Linked DNA regions of Homo sapiens: region 2 is linked to region 1. Evidence: read pairs that join two places in POLR2A ChIA-PET (ENCODE). Cell type or tissue: K562. All regions are shown on one strand. Each heading gives the region's core, and the rest is flanking DNA. Links, peaks and the distances in the headings are about the cores only. Region 1 has its middle 32 kb from the start of PRLHR. Region 2 overlaps LOC105378507 (a long non-coding RNA gene).

Region 1 (8,020 bases), core at 2,638-5,137:
ATAAATACTTGTTGTTTTACTTGCCTTTTCTCCATTAAAAAGATTTTCATGTAAAACTAGGCCTCCATAGCCCTAAATCCTGAGCTATTATTATTCTGAAATAGCACAGTGGGACACAAGATCATATAGAGAAGAATTAGGCTAAACAGAGCTTTTAATTGCAAATGGAGGATAAATGAAGATGGGCTCCCATATTTGCACGCACATGAAAATTGACAGTTCAGATAGTGATATAAAATTGAAGCTGTTACCTATAATGCTTGATATGAATTGTAAACTGATCTTCTACAATAGCCTAAATATCTCTAAATACATTTAATGTAACCATTCATAGCAGGCTCTTTTTGAAAAATAAATTTCCTTTACTGACTGTGTAAATGGATTAATTGAAAGACAATCATGAAAGGCTTTGCCATTGTGTGATGATAGTCTTGTTAATAAAACATCATGAAATTTTTCTAGGAAAAAAAGATGAGTTTTCTGATTTCAACAAAAGGGAAAAATGTTCCTTGCAACACAACAAATTTAAGAAAAGCAAGAGAGTAAATATTACAAAGAGATGTTAATTAATCGGAAGACAAGAAAGAACACAGTAAAATAAACAAATTTCCAGAAAGTATTGTTTTTTAAAAAAGGAAAACAGATATTGAGAATTAGAAATAAGTAAAGAGATATAAACAAAGATATGGAAGACATTTTAAGTCATGGGAAAATAACATGTATAATTCTGTATTAATAAATTTGAAAAGTTTGATAAAATAGATGGTTTTCTAAGAAAACATAAATTTTCAAAATTATCAAAAAATAAATGGTAAATCTGAGCAGACTACTAGCCCTGCAAGAAATTCAAAAAGTAGGCTAATAATTGAAAACATAATTTAGAAAGATCCTGGGCCTACTTGGTTTTACAGGCTCTATCTTTTCTTTGAATTTTTAAGAAACTATCACTTCTATTTTATATAGTTCAATAAGTCTGTAAAAAATAGTAAGTTTCCCAATTCAATTCATTAAGCCTAGAACACTCTTGATACAGTGCCAAGAAAATAAAAAATTTGCATGAATATAAATACAAAGTAAAGTTACAAATCAAGTCAAGTAGTGTTTTGAAATAATAATAACACCATAACCAACCATGATTTGGAATGCAAGCATGGTTCAATACCAGGAAAGCTATTAATGTGATTTATCACATCAGTAGATCAAAGAAGGCATTACAATAAGAAGAGAATAGTTAGAGGCTAACAGTCAGATTTAAAAGCCAGGGCCCCTGGGTTAGAAACCTGGCTTTTCCACTTCCACTGTGACTTTTATCAAGCAATCTAAGGTCTGTGCCCAATTCTCTTGCTATAACATGGGACATATTGTAAATGTTTTTTTCTTAATTTTCTATATATTATAATGTTTTGGTGCCTTTAAATAAACTTTTCTGGCTGGGGAGAGACTGTTCTTCCTAGAGCTAGTGAATTCTTGGAGGTTATAAGGGTCCAGACTGCAGCGTGCCTTTGACATGCAAACTCACCAGTCCAGAGCCACACCTCCTCTCTCTGGCCCTACATTCCGGGAGACAGTATTCCTCTGCCTTAGTCATCCCAGGGCCAGATACCAGGCAACTAGGGACCACCACCCCTTTAGCCCAAAGCTCACTGAAATTATCCAGACTGGCCAATCCTAAACTGTTCACATTGCCCTGCCTTGCCTTGCCTTTCCCTTGGAAACCCCAAGAAAAGGCAGTGACTTAAGCCTTCCCCCACCCCTGTCTTCTCTCTCCTGACCATCTGGTGTCGTTCCCATGTGGTCCCGCATGGTGTGCCCTGTACTTCCTGTCTCTGGGACCATGAGTATAATAAACTTCATTTTTTTTCCAGAGCCTTTCCTCTGTCTCCTTTTGTGGCCACATGTGACACCCACATAAAATAATACTACAAAATATGAGAATACTAACATTACATACTTTGTGGGGTTATTGTGAGAATTAAATAAACTAACACATGTAAAAGATGTTTACATCAATGCCTGGTGTATAGTAAATCCATAAAACTAATACTTGCTAGATATAATAAAACCTAAATCATCATCTCTATAAATGCCAATGATAAACTTTACCATCCTTCTCTGTTAGAAACTCTTGGTAAACCAGGAATAGTTCAACACCATGAAAATTGTCTATCCCGAACTAATAACTAACATCACTCCTCTGAGACAATAAAGGGACACCCACTAAAGCCAGGAGTAGGATCCCAATGGCCACTATCACCCCCTTGGCCTCCACCAGATAAGTTCCCAAGACAACCTGACCACAGTGAGAACGAAATGGCTCTCTAACTGCAATTTTATTTTATTTGTAATCAGATTTCTTTCTTCATTTTCTTGATCCTAGGTTAGGATTAAAATAATTTAAGTTATTAAATCATTTCCTCTCACACCAAGCCTGGCACAAAATGCACAAAGTGAGAAGCAAAGTGGCAAAGTGTCCCAAGAATGCTGCCAACAGTGATGCATAGCTCCATGATGAGATGTTGAGAGCTTCACTGGGGATGCAAACTCCAATTAGAGAATTTGACACTGGAAGAGAATTCACGACTTGTTCTAAGTCACCTTTCCTCTCTGACCTGGGTTCCCTCTTATAGAATAAAAATAGTGTGATCCAAGTAACTTTTGATGACAGTATTTAGACAACATGTCCTCACACTAAAACTTAAAAAAAAACAAAATACTGAACAAATACTGAACTCTAGTTAATAAGGTATTTTTTCCCCCACAAAGCCATGGGTTAGCAATTCTGAAACTAGGACTGAATAAATAAATAATATACCGAGGAACATGGGAGCCAGTTTCCCCACTGGTAGAGAAAGGAGTTACAAATACACGAGAAGGAAGGCGAGAATATGCTCTGTAGGACATGACTGAAATTTGGGGTATCAGTGGGAATTAATGAGTTTTAAAATATACACATTGCTCAATACAAAAATAAAGATAGATGCATGTGTGTGTGCATTCATTTATTTCTAAGCTCTGCCCACTGTGAGGGCCTAGAAGCAATGACATCCACCTAGTAATAAACCCCTAGCACTAAAACATTGGCACAAGACCCGTCTAAAAAAATAAAGAAAGAAAGAAAAAGAAGGAAAGTTCTTCCTTACAAAGGAGAAACAAAAAATATTGTATTAATAGAAGAAACAATAAAATTAGAAAATCACCATCATGATAACAATTGATTAAAGTCAGAATAACATATGGATCCTTAAACTAGTGGGTGAAATTTTTATTTTTACACATGAATATGTACATAGTCACAAATTACCTCTCCATACGATATTTATTAACGATAAATAGCAAACTAGTAACTTGACAGTAGAGAAACTTAGCAGACACCACCTTAAGTGATCGATGTTAACATCATCAGTTATGAGTCAAATTAAGATCCTGTGCCTCCTGATACAATGTACTGAGAAGAATACAACATCACTTATAATGTACTCCTGCCAAAAGGGCATAACCTGAAACTGACAATGAGGAAACATCAGACACACCCAAAGGAGGGTCATTCTGAAAAATGAACTGCTCTATACTCTTCAAATGTAAACACATGAAATACAAAGCAAGTCTTAGGGTCTATTCCAGTTTAAAGGATACTAAGGAGTCATGGCAACTGAGTACACCACACAATCCTGGGTTTTCTTTGGCTATGAAGACATTTATAATGTATTTATAATTTATAATTGACAATTCGATCTGAATATGACCTTATAACAGAAATAGTCATGTTTGCTGATTTCCTAATTTTGGACATTGTACTATGGCTATGTAAGAGAATGTCCTTGTTTTTAGAAATACAGAAGTATGTAGAAATAAGGAAGTATCACAGCTGCAACTTATACTGAACAGTTCAGCAAAAACAATGTAGAAGTATATATAGAGAGAAAGGGATAAATTTTAAAGACTAAAATTTGGAGCTTGATGAAGAGAATACAGCAATTCTTTGAACTATTCCTGCAACTTTTCTGAAAGTCTGAAATTATGTCAAAATTTAAAAATTAAAATTAAAAGTGTTGGAGTTTTTAAACATGGCTATGAATTCCATAGTAATCCCATTGGAGAGGTAGTCTACATCCCCAACCCTTGAATGCAGATGGGCTTGTGTCTTCTTCCACCTTCGATTGTGGTGAAAGATACTCCATAGAACTTCAAGGCAAGGTCATCAAAGACCATAAGGCTGCCACCTTGTTCCCTAGAGAGCTTGCTGTTGGATCCCTGAGCCACCTTGAGACTACCATACTGGAGAGACCACATGGAGGCTTCCTGCAGTCAAGAGTCCCACCTGATCCTGATGGCCCCCAGCAGCCTCAGGCCTGGCAAGGGAAAGTTGAGTGAAACCACCTTGGAAGTGGATCCTCAGTCCCAGCTGTTCCCACCTCTAGCTTGTCTCATCACTGCCCCCACCCCGCCCCAGCTGTTTGAATCATTCCCGCTGAGGTCCTGGCTGACACTGCAGAACAGAAAACAATGACCCCTCTGTTCCCTTCCAAAGTCTTGGTCCACAAAATCTGTGAGTGTAATAAAATTGTTGCTGCTCTGTGCCACTTGCTTTGGGATGGTTTGTTACATGGTAATAGGTAACTGGAACAAGCACCCCATCTGACTAGGCACTGGGCACTGTGCAGAGTCTCTGGCACTCTTTTCCACAGCCCTGTGGAAACACCATTATTATCCCCATCTTACAGATGAAGAAACTGAGGGCCAAAGTTTTGTAACAACTTGCCCAGGGCCACAGAGCTAGGCAAGTTACAAACCTAAGATTTTTTTCATCGAAGCAAATACTGACACCAGGGCATCCTGCTATATTTCATCTCCCCAAAAGCATTCATTCTCAGCTCAGATAAACCTTATTAGGTCTGGAGACACCATAGTGAGCAATGCAGATGTGGTTTCTGTCTTCATGGTACTTACAGTCTGGTGGGACTGACAGAAACCAAACAAACAGCACCAGCATCATCCAGACATTGGACCTAAGGCCGCTGCAGTCCCTTTTAGAGCAGAATTCCTGGGTTCTGGCAGCCTCTCTTCTTACTCTCCCAGTTAAGGGTCCAGACACACCACAGACCCCTCAGGCGTGGCTGGGCTCTGCCCCAGTGGGTATGGGTCAGATGAACTCATGAGGCTGTTTCTCCAAGAGTCCCCCAAAGAGGGAAAAGGGAGTGTATGAAACGTGGCTATTGTCACCTATAATTCAATCAATAGAAAAAGACAGGTTTCAAATAAATCCTAATGCCTCCCACTACCAAAAACATTTTTTAAAAAGATCTGGTAGGGCCTGAGAATTTGTTTGTCTCTGCTGGTCATGTGTTCTGAGCTCTTACGGCCAGGAGAGGGGCCCTAGCACCCCACCATTCACTTCCCTTTCTGACTTTGGAAGAGTAGCCTCGACCCAGAGATCTAAGAATCCAGCCCCGGTGTGGATGCCAGGACCCCTGCACATCCCCTCCCTACCCTCAGTGCCCCCTCCCCAACTCTCCTAATGGGGCATCTGTGGGAGGTTCGCATTCCAGGCTGCAGCTGCTGCCGCCTGGCAGAGCCCAGGCATCATTTCCATTCCACAGCTTTGGCCTGACATCTGGTGGAGGGACGGGAAGCGGTGCATTTAGTCAAATGACAAGGAGAGTGGCTGCAGCCCTGGGCAGGCAGGGTCTTCCTCCTACGGAAAGTGAGGGTAGCTTCCAGAGTCTCCTGGAAGCTTCCAGGAGTCAGGGGCTTTACCTTCAACCAGTAAGGGCCACCATGTCCTTCCCCTACAGGAGTCCACCAAAGCCTCAGAATGTGGCCATTTGGCAGCTAAGACCTTCCTCAAAGGGGGAAAGGGATCCCCAAGAAAGGTTCCGCAACTCCTCCCAGTCAGGCAGCTGGGAATGGAGGCAGCTGAGGCAATCCTGGGTATCTGACTTCAAAATCGTGGTCTTAAGGACTCTGTCACCTTGGCCCTCAGTGAGTCAACTGAGGTGTGTGGGGGAAGGAGTCTTCATGGGGACACTCAGGGCCGTGGCCATTCAACACCCTCGGATCACAGACATCTGCAGAGCGTGGGACCCAACCTGCCTGATGACAGATATCAAGGGCCCAAGTTCAATACGCACATTCAGGGCCCCGATTGCAGCCTCCGCATTTTAACCCATCCCAGGTGGTCACTGCCTTCAGGTGAACGTGGCTCTGCTGTTTCCTGCCCAGATGCGGTGGCCTAGCCTCATGAAAGGGGTGGAAGGTGGGTGAGGTTACCGATCCCTACTCACTAGGGGCCACTCTCCTCACACTAAAGAGCATACTCCAAGAAGGGGGCGGGGGTGCCCCCCCAGAGCCAGGGCCTGAGATGCAGCTGGAGGCATCCTCCCATCCTGGACATTCTGCAGGTGCCACGCGGTACCTTAAACCTTCTGTGGGTGGCTTCTCTGATCCAACATGGCCAAACCAGAACCCTTGATTTTCACACTGGACCTGCTATTCCTCCAGCTTTTCCATCTAAGTCACTACACCACCATCAACCAGCTACCCAGACCAAAACCACAGGGGACATCATGTTTGTGTTCCCTTTCCCTCCCCATGCCCCACATCCAATCCATTGACTAGTCCTGGCAGCGCTCCCACAAAACACATCCCAAGTTTGCCCCCTCAGTGTGGCACCTACCCCAGTCCCAGCCTTCACCTTTGTCCAATGGGACCTGGCAGAAGCCCCCTAACTCTTCCCCTCCCCTCCCACTTTCTCTCTTGCCCCCATGTCAATTGTCCAAGTGATCTTTTTTATTTTATTTTTATTTTATTTTCGAGACAGGGTCTCACCCTGCTGCTCAGGCTGGAGTGCAGTGGTGTGACCACTGCCCACTGCAGCCTCAACCTCCCAGGCTAAAGCAATCCTCCCCCCTCAGCCACCCAAGTTCCTGGGACCACAGGTGCACCACCATACCTGGCAATTTTTTTTTTGTAGAGATTGGATCTCACCATGTTGTCCAGGCAGGTCTTACACTCTTGGGCTCAAATAATCCTCCTGCCTTGGCCTCCAAAAGTGCTGGGATTATAGGTATAAACCACTATGCCTGGCCCCAGTAGATCCTTTTTTTTTTTTTTTTGAGACAGAGTCTCACTCTGTCACTCAGGCTGGAGTGCAATGGTGTGATCTCAGATCACTGCAACCTCCACCTCCCAGGTTCAGTTCACTGCTCTATCCCCAGGGCTTAGCGTCTGGCACTGGCTCCCAAATATGGAGTTGTTTACATAATTAATGATTCCTCTACTATGACCCAGGCTGTTCCCTGTTGTATTTTGTACAAATGAAACAGCTGACAAAGTGAGACACTGAGAGACTCTAACGCCCAAATGGGAGTGGCACAAGGCGATCGTGGGTGAGAGCAGGCATGTTTCCACACACTCCAGGGAGAAGGCTAGGGCCTGGGGTCCCCTTAATCTGGTCAGGTCTCCGCCAGCTGAAGGAGACCAAGATGCTGGCAGAGATGATGAGGTCACAACCAAGTCTGGGCCCTCAGCATGCCTGAGTCCTGCCCTGTGGTGGGGTGGCTGGTAGAGAAGCTGCAAAGCCACCCCACAGCTCGGGTGTTTGTGGGCTTTGCAGGGCTCCAGGGAACCTGGCTCTGCTGGCCAGTCTGCTCTCCTGGCTCGTGTGTGTAAGATGATGTGGTGAAAACGACTTCAGTTCCATGAACACAGGCTCAGGGTGGAGGGTCCTATTTGAAGCTGTGCCTTCTGAGTCTAGAGTGTGCAGTCAGGCACTGTATAGACAATGAGTTCTTCATTGATGGGACAAGCGCTGGAGTCAAAAACCTGAGCTGGACATCAGTTAAGGGGTAAAAACCGATTTTACTCAGGACTATTGCAATAGGGAGAATAGAGAACCGGGCTCAACTCCCACTTGCAAGGGCAGGTGGAGTGTTGGAGCAAAGGAGCAGCGTGGGGGTCAGCGGGTGGAAATGGCTAAGAGGAAACATTAGGGGCCAAGGGGATTCTTGCTGAAGACAGGCCA
Region 2 (8,020 bases), core at 3,137-5,636, 58 kb before region 1:
ACTTTGGGAGGCCGAGGTGGGAGGATCACTTGAGGTCAGGAGTTCGAGACCAGCCTGTCCAACATGGTGAAACTCCGTCTCTACTAAAAATATAAAAAGTAGCTGGACATGGTGGTGGGTACCTGTAATCCCAGCTACTTGGGAGGCTGAGGCACGAGAATCCCTTAAACCCAGAAGGCGGAGGTTGCAGTGAGCCAAGATTGCGCCACAGCACTCCAGCCTGGGCATCGGAGTGAGACCCTGTCTCAAAATAAATAAATAAATAAATAAATAAATAAATAAATAAATAACAATAAAAGAAGCATAGATAAATTAAGTCTATTCATTGTAGTCTAAGGCACAGTGCTAAGCACATAGTAGATGCTTAAAAAACCCTTGCTGGCGTGACTTGAGTGGATTTATAGCCTGTGATTACCTTTTAGCATCATTGGCAGTTTGCCATAAAAAACACAATATCTGTTGACATCTCTTATCATGACATAAAAACAGATGGCTGCCCTGCACAAAATGCATAAGGCCCGAATGGCCCATCAACCAGTCTAGACCAGGCTATCTCAACATTCCACCTGGGCCTGGATTTAACCAGGAGTTGTGCAGAGGATGGAGAATACAGGGAGGCTTCTAAATCTAAACCCTGAGATCTTGAAAATTCCTTGAAAAGGATCCTCTACAAGGAGTTCTTCCAGTCCCTTGCACCCAACACTCCTATTTATCCATGCTTTTGCTTTGCTATTCCCCCTCTCAGAAATGCCCTATTCCTCTTTTCCTCTCACCCTCACCTGGCCTTCCTGCCTCATCTGCTCTGCACATCCAGACCTTGGGTCACAGCCCTCCTGGAAGTGTGGTCACAGCCCTCCTGGAAGTGTAGTCACAGCCACAGCGTCTGTGCCAGCAACCATCCCAGCTCCTGGCTGCTGGGCCCAGGTGAGGCACTTTTGACTCATCATCTCCTATGATTATTCATAAAACCCCACAAATACATATGATTTTGCTCCTTTACAGATGGGAAAACCTAAGGCAGAGATTAGATAAGTAAACCGCCCAAGGTCACATGGTTAGTAGGTAGCCAAACAAGTGTCAACCCCACTCGGTCTGATACCAAAGCCTGTGATCATCTCTCTCTCACGATGCAGCTTCGCTTGGGTCGACCACCTTAAAAGACTCTTGTGTCATGGGGTCTTAGTTTACCTGAGTTTGGGAATTAAGGTTCATATGCAACTTCATAGGGTATTTGCCCTGTGCTGATGACCCTATATTTGGTCCTTCTGGGAATGGCTGTGATGCCATTGCCTTAGGGGAGGAAGGCCCAAACCTAAATTCAAAGCCCACAGAAATGAGTCTGTTGGCTGGGAGCATGAAGCAATGTGTTAAGAACATGAGTCACTGAGATTTCACCACCTTTGTGCTCTGCGGATTCCCTTGTCTTGACAAGCTATCATTTTGAGTGTTTAGGGCCACTGTGTAGCAGGAGTTCTATTTTGCAGCCTAAGCTGGACTCTGAAGAATTCAGACTTGCCCAGGCATTAGGGAAAAAATGTGCCAAGAATCGATTTGCACAAGGGAACAGGAGCCTGTTGGGAAAAGCCTCACCCTAAGGCAGAGAGAGTCCAGGCACATGAGCTCAGGTTGCAGGGAAGAAGAAAACCTCAGTAGAGCCCTGTCTGACAAGTGTCTTTTGCTTTCTCCCCACTCTCAGCCACTAGGCACTCCTGCCGAGTTCAAAGGAGAGGGCGCTTCAGTCAGACAGCAAATGAAAGCAAGGTGAGCTCGTTCACTAAAATGTCCTTGAACGGTTGAGGGCCCACGATGGTGCCCTGCTGTTCCGCTCCCCTCACCCTGGGTGGCATTGCTACTTCACTGTCATGGAACAGGACAGCCCACTTGGTGAGCACAGAACCATGAGTCTCTGATCCAGTGCCAAGCAGAATGTGCCAGCGGAATATGCCTGTATCTGCAAATGTGTCCTAACTGAAAAGCAAATCAAACCTCCACCACCCATTCTCATACATCTTTGTGTTAAATATGTTATAGTTTTCTCAAGTCAGATTTTTGCAAAATTCTTGCTGCTTTTCATATGTGGATCTTGTCGATCATTTGTCCCTTTTAGAGAGCAGTCAGCCTCACATGAGGAGTACTTGTCATTCAGCAAGGAATTAGGAGATGCCTGGTGTTTGAAGGGTCACTTGGCCTGTGGCTCCTTGAGGCCAACGCCTAGCCCAGTGCTCCTCCAAACCCTGTCCTTCAAGTGGCTGCGACAGTTGCCCATTTCCAAGAGGCCTTTCCCCTTATGAAAGGATCCAGCATCCTCACTCAGATTAAATACGATTTCTATTGGTTGTGTTTCCTAAATAAATTGCTGGTAAATTACATCATCAAATGCAATTGGCTTTAATGTCATCTTAAAACTTTAAAGATTTTGTAATGTCATTGGCTTTTCATCTTTTCTGAGCCTTTCTAGTTACATAATGATATGCAATTGCTAGAGGTTTATGCCTTGAAAAAAATACAAAAATGCCACACTGGTTCATGCCTTTTGGCCTTTGCTCAGGTCTTGCCCTCTGCCTGGAATGCTATTAAGAGCTGGCATTTGCTGAGTACACACTACGTGCCAAGCATTATAACAAATGTGTCCCAACATCCTTATGAAATAGACATGGTTATTGGTCTGATTTTGTAGTTTGGGGAAATTGAGGCACAAAGTAATAAATGACTGGCCCAAGTTCATATAAGTGGTAAGCAGTTAGAATTAAAACTCAAAGTCCATCTGCCTGGCACCAAAACAGAGCTCTTGACCATTCTGACAAACTGCTGCCTGACAGAATGTTTTTCAAGCCCACCTCCTTATGTAAACATTGAATGTCTATTCAGCCTTCAGGATGCCGATCCAGTATCTGCTCCTTTATGAAGCCCTTCTTGACTCCCATAACAGAGCTAACCCCTCCCTCTGGGCCACTTTGGCACCGTGTACACACTGTCTTGTTTTGCTTTGTCATCAGAATTATTTGTTATCATGTCACATGGGTCTATCAATTCCTTGAGGATAGGAAGCATGTCCCATGCCTCTTTGTATCCTTCAGATGTCTGGCACATAATAAGATGTTCAGTACATGCTGATTGACCACCTATCTGAAAACAAACTTAGGCCAGGCATGGTGGCTTCACCTGTAATCCCAGCACTTTGAGGGACCAAAGCCAGAGGATCACTTGAGCCCAGGAATTTGAGACCAGCCTGGGCAACATGGCAAGACCCCATCTCTACAGAAAATAAAAAAATTAGTTGGGTGTGGTGGCATGTGCCTGTAGTCCCAGCTACTTGGGAGGCTGAGGTGGGAGGATTGCTTGAGCCCAGGAGGTTGAGGCTGCAACAAGCTGTGACTGCACCACTGAACTCCAACTTGGGTGACACAGTGAGTACCCATCAAAAGAAAGAAAGAAAGAGAGAGAGAGAAAGAAAGAAAGAAAGAAAGAAAGAAAGAAAGAAGGAAAGAAAAGACAAGAAAGAAAGAGGAAGGGAGGAAGGGAGGAAGAAGAGAGAGAGAAAAGATAGCTTCATGGCCTTTTGGCTAAGATCAAGTGAGAGAAAGAGAGGGAGAGAGAAAGAGAAAGACAGAAAGAAAGAAGGAAAGAAAAAGAAAAGGAAGAAAGAAAAGTAAACAGAGGAAGGAAGGAAAGAAGGAGGGAAGGAAGGAAGGGAGGGGAGAGAAAAAGAGACAGAGAAAAAGATGGCTTCGTGGCCTTTTGGCTAAGATCAAGAGAGAGAGAGACAGAGAAAGAAAAGAAAAGAAAGAAGAAAGAAAGAGAAAGAAAGAAGAAAGAAAGAGAAAGAAACAAAGAAAGAAAGAGAGGAAGGAAGGAAAGAAGGAGGGAAGGAAGGAAGGGGAAGGGAAGGAAGGAAAGGGAAGGGAAGGGAGAGAAAGAGAAAAAGAGACAGAGAAAAAGATGGCTTCATGGCCTTTTGGCTAAGATCAAGTGAGAGAGAGAGACAGAGAAAGAAAAGAAAAGAAAGAAAGAAGAAAGAAAAGAAAGAAAGCAAGCAAGAAAGAAAGCAAGAAAGAAAGAAAGAAAGAGAAAGAGGAAGCAGGGAAAGGGGGAAGGAAGGAAGGAAGGGAAGGGAGGGGAGGGGAGGAGAAGAAAGAAAAGAAACTTAGACTGTTATTTGGCGGAACATGGGGCTCCTGTATTTCCTCACCCCTTTGAGACTGTGCAACATTGACACGTGCAAAAAAAGCCTTTGAACAATGATCCTCAGGGCTTTAACTCACCTCTAAGAGTTTTTTCCTAGGCTTTTCCTAGGCTGCTTCTCCTTAGAGCTACCATTTAGAAAGGGAGGCTGACTCATCAGTTCGGTGTCCATGCCACACCCATTGTCTGCCTTACAGCCTCTTGTTTCACCATCACCCATTGTTCTGTTTCCTTCTCAGTGCTCTCCAAAAGCAGCTTACATCAAAAAATCTGATCATGCCACAAAAACAACAGACTGTAATTGCTGTTTTCCACTGAAGCTTAATGATTCTCTCCTTACAACGAACCCATAATTACTTTTCAGAGTTCAGTGAAATTCGTTCAATAATAATGAAGGATGCATTCTTTCCCTAGCGTATCTAATTTAAATGGTTTTTTTCTAAATGGTAGCTATGACATGGTGACAAGATAGTACATAAGCTCAGATTTCTGTTGTTGTTAAGTACAAATATTTTGATAAGTGCAGCTAATATGAGATATATCCTCGTAGCTGGATATGATACACATTGAAATATGACATTGGTACCATCTGTTCTTCATCATAAATATAAATGAAGTGATAATGAGCAAAATGTGTTAAGGACCATCAGGATGATTGCACTCCGATGGTTTAATTTGGATCTTCATTAATCTAAAAATAAAACAATCTATACATGACAAATGAACACGTTTTTACCGACGCTGTGCAAGTAACTTTTAGGCTATAAACTATGTTCGTGCCACTTAAAATGAGAAGTGAATAATACAAAGAAGATTTGTTTTTTAAGCTCCCATTGAGTTCTCTGTTCAAATCACTTACACACTCTTCTCGTGGGTCTGTTTCAAATCCCAGTATGGAAACCTAGCCTGATGTTGTAGGTGGTGAAATAGAGGCAAAAAAGACCAGTTCAGGCACTTTCTCACTGTGTGACCTTGGCGAAGTTACTTCACCCCTCTGAGGCTCCATCTCCTTATCTCTCAAGGTTGCAAGGAGAACTTTCAGCCAGCCCCAGGCTCATACCTGCACAATGCTTGGCATTGCATAGTGCTCAATAAATAGACCACGAGCTAACATTTAGTGGGCACTTGCTGAGATGGATTACTTAATATGTAAATAAATATATAATATTTAAATATATATTATATATAATATTAAATATATATTATAGATATCTATATCTGTGGATATAGATATCTATATATAGATGGATTATTTAATATGTAAATAAATATATAATATATAAATATATAATATATTATAGATGGATTATTTAATATGTAAATAAATATATAATATATTATATTTTTTAATATATTTAACATTTATTTAATATGTAAATAAATATATAATATAATATATTATATATTTATTTACATGTTATATTTATATATTATTATATATAATATATAAATTATATAAATTATAATATATATAATTTATATATTATATATAATATATAATATATAAATTATATTATATATTATATATATTATTGTATATTATAATATATAATATATATTATATTATATAATATATAATATATACTATTATAGATATCTATATCTATATATTATTTAGATAATATACAGATTATACATTTACAGATTAGATAGTAGATATAGATAGATTATATATAAAAAAATCTAATATATAAATAAATTAAATATATTATTTAATATATAAATTATTTATAAATATATAATATATAAATAAATATATTAATATATGTTAATCTGACTAATATATTAATATGGATATAATTATGTATACTTATATGGATCATATAATGTATTCATTACCATTTCTCTCCATTTTACACGTGAAGAAACTGAAGCATACAGAGATAAGCAACCCGCCAGGCTTCAAGTGCCAGAACTGGGATCCAACCCAAGCAATCTCATTCCTCAACTTTATAGTGATTACAATTATTGATGTTGTTATGTATTCTCAATTACTAAGGGGAAAGAAGAACACATTATTTCCTAGTCAAAGTCTCCACAGCCGAAACAAGTGTAAAGTTGTTGCGGTTAAGCAGGGCCCTGATTATAGTAAGATCTTTTCTGTATTACACAGATTTCACCCAGATCACCAGCATTTGTCAGTAAATTCTCTTTTCCCAAGCCTACAAGCTCACCTCTAGGGCATGCTTTATTTCCCTCTAGCTGAACACTGCCTGCTAGGCCACTCTTGGAGGAAAGAGACAGAAATGTTCATGAGACCACTCAGGGTTTGCTGGACCAGGTGCCTCAAAGTCCAAGTAGCACTGACAGCAACTTTCCCCAGCATCACACTCATCCCCGCAGCCCTGGCCTCTCTGGCCACAGTCCAGGTACCCCTCCTCAGTCTTTCTGCTACTCTCTGCAGTATTTGAGCCCCAAGAGGGTCAAACAGGCCTCACACCTATTCGCGTAATCCTTCTCTGCCCCGGTAATCAGGGCTTCCACTTGTGGAGAGCCTACTGTGTGCCAGATGCCATTTCAGGCAATTAACACATCTTATGTCATTTAATTCTCATGGCAACCCTGAAATCATCCTCTCCACTTTACAAAGGGGAAGCTGAGCCTTGGGGAGTTTAAATAACCTCCTCATTTTGCATCTCATGCCCGTCTCCTCCCTCTGACCTAAGAGCTTAAAGATAGCTACTGGGGGTGGGGGGGGGGTTCCATGACATCCCTTTTCTCTCCCCAAATCACAGTCTGTTTGGATGCCTGTTTCTGGGCTCACAGCGCAGAGGCTGGTCAATGCTCCTGTCACCCTGTGTTAGAATCACAGATACCATTTCCTGGCTTTCCCACTGGAATTGAAGCTCCAGTGTACATGCAAAAGCTAACAGGGCATCCATGAATTAATAAACAAGTGAACAAATGCACACAGAGGTCACATAGAAGTCATACGTGTGGTGGTAAAGCACAAACTTGCAAGCAGACTGCCTGGTGCCTATCTGGCTCTCTATGCCAACTGTGTGACTCTAGACTAGTAGCCTAATCCCTCTGGGCCTCATTTTTCATCATATACAAAGTGGAGACAATGGCAACTGCCCCATTAGGTTGTAAAGAGCATTAAACAAGTTAACATATATCAACTTTTAAAAAGTGTCTGGCATGTAACAAGACATCAATAAAGAGTAACGACTCTTACTATACCTTGTCATTATCCTCATCATCAGAGCTTTACCAGGCAAAGCCAACCTTGAAGTCCACGTAGTTGCCTTGCTTTGGGGAAAAAGAATTATCAAAATTATGATCCTGGAAGAAAAATTAAATAACTCAATTAAAGCACTGTGAAAATAGAACTTGAAAAAAATGTAGACCTGCCCTTGACGGTGCTCAGGAAAAGAAATAGAAGAGCCCATCACTGCTTCTTAGGTGGGCTGCCCAGCATGGTTCTTGGGGTGACCAAGGAGTGACAAGCCACAGGGCTACAGAACAGGTACAAGCCTGAGTGGGGCCTGCTCCTCTTACCCTCTCCTTTTCACCTCAGAATCCTCCTTCTTGCCTAAGGCCAGAGAGTCCAGTGGGTGATGAGGAGAGAGCCTGGGCTGAACCACATGGGCCACATTGCTGTGCCCCCAGACATCATTAGCCATTCCATAAAGACATCATTAGTCATAGCAGATAGGCCAAACCCACCACTACTGTTGGAAACCAACTCCACAGACATATTTTCAAGAGTCTTCAGCAATGTCATTCTCATACCTAAGAAACAGTGACTCCTCTCTAGGTCAAGCCAGTGGCCTGCTCCAGGGCACTCACTGTGGATCCCTCCTCTGGGCCCAGCCCCTGCCTAGGAGGCCCTTTC

What was found. ChIA-PET counts read pairs that join two places held together with the same protein. Peaks named below come from ENCODE experiments on the same cell type or tissue, not always from the same donor. Only the 100,000 strongest peaks of a DNase experiment are listed, where the experiment ranks them.
Region 2: POLR2A ChIA-PET joins it to region 1 with 5 read pairs; 2 of 35 experiments call an interaction of 5 or more read pairs at or near these places.

Annotation. Positions count from the first base shown.
Region 1 is chr10:118,559,228-118,567,247 of GRCh38, forward strand. No RefSeq gene overlaps it. Among named protein-coding and RNA genes, the nearest start is that of PRLHR, 32 kb to the right of the region's middle. In K562, for the core only: no CTCF peak of the experiment used is centred there; no DNase peak of the experiment used is centred there.
Region 2 is chr10:118,500,400-118,508,419 of GRCh38, forward strand. LOC105378507 (a long non-coding RNA gene) reads left to right here. Exons shown (of 4, transcript XR_946354.2): 3 at 1,697-1,761; 4 at 6,048-6,277. Among named protein-coding and RNA genes, the nearest start is that of PRLHR, 91 kb to the right of the region's middle. In K562, for the core only: no CTCF peak of the experiment used is centred there; a DNase peak (open chromatin) is centred at 4,342.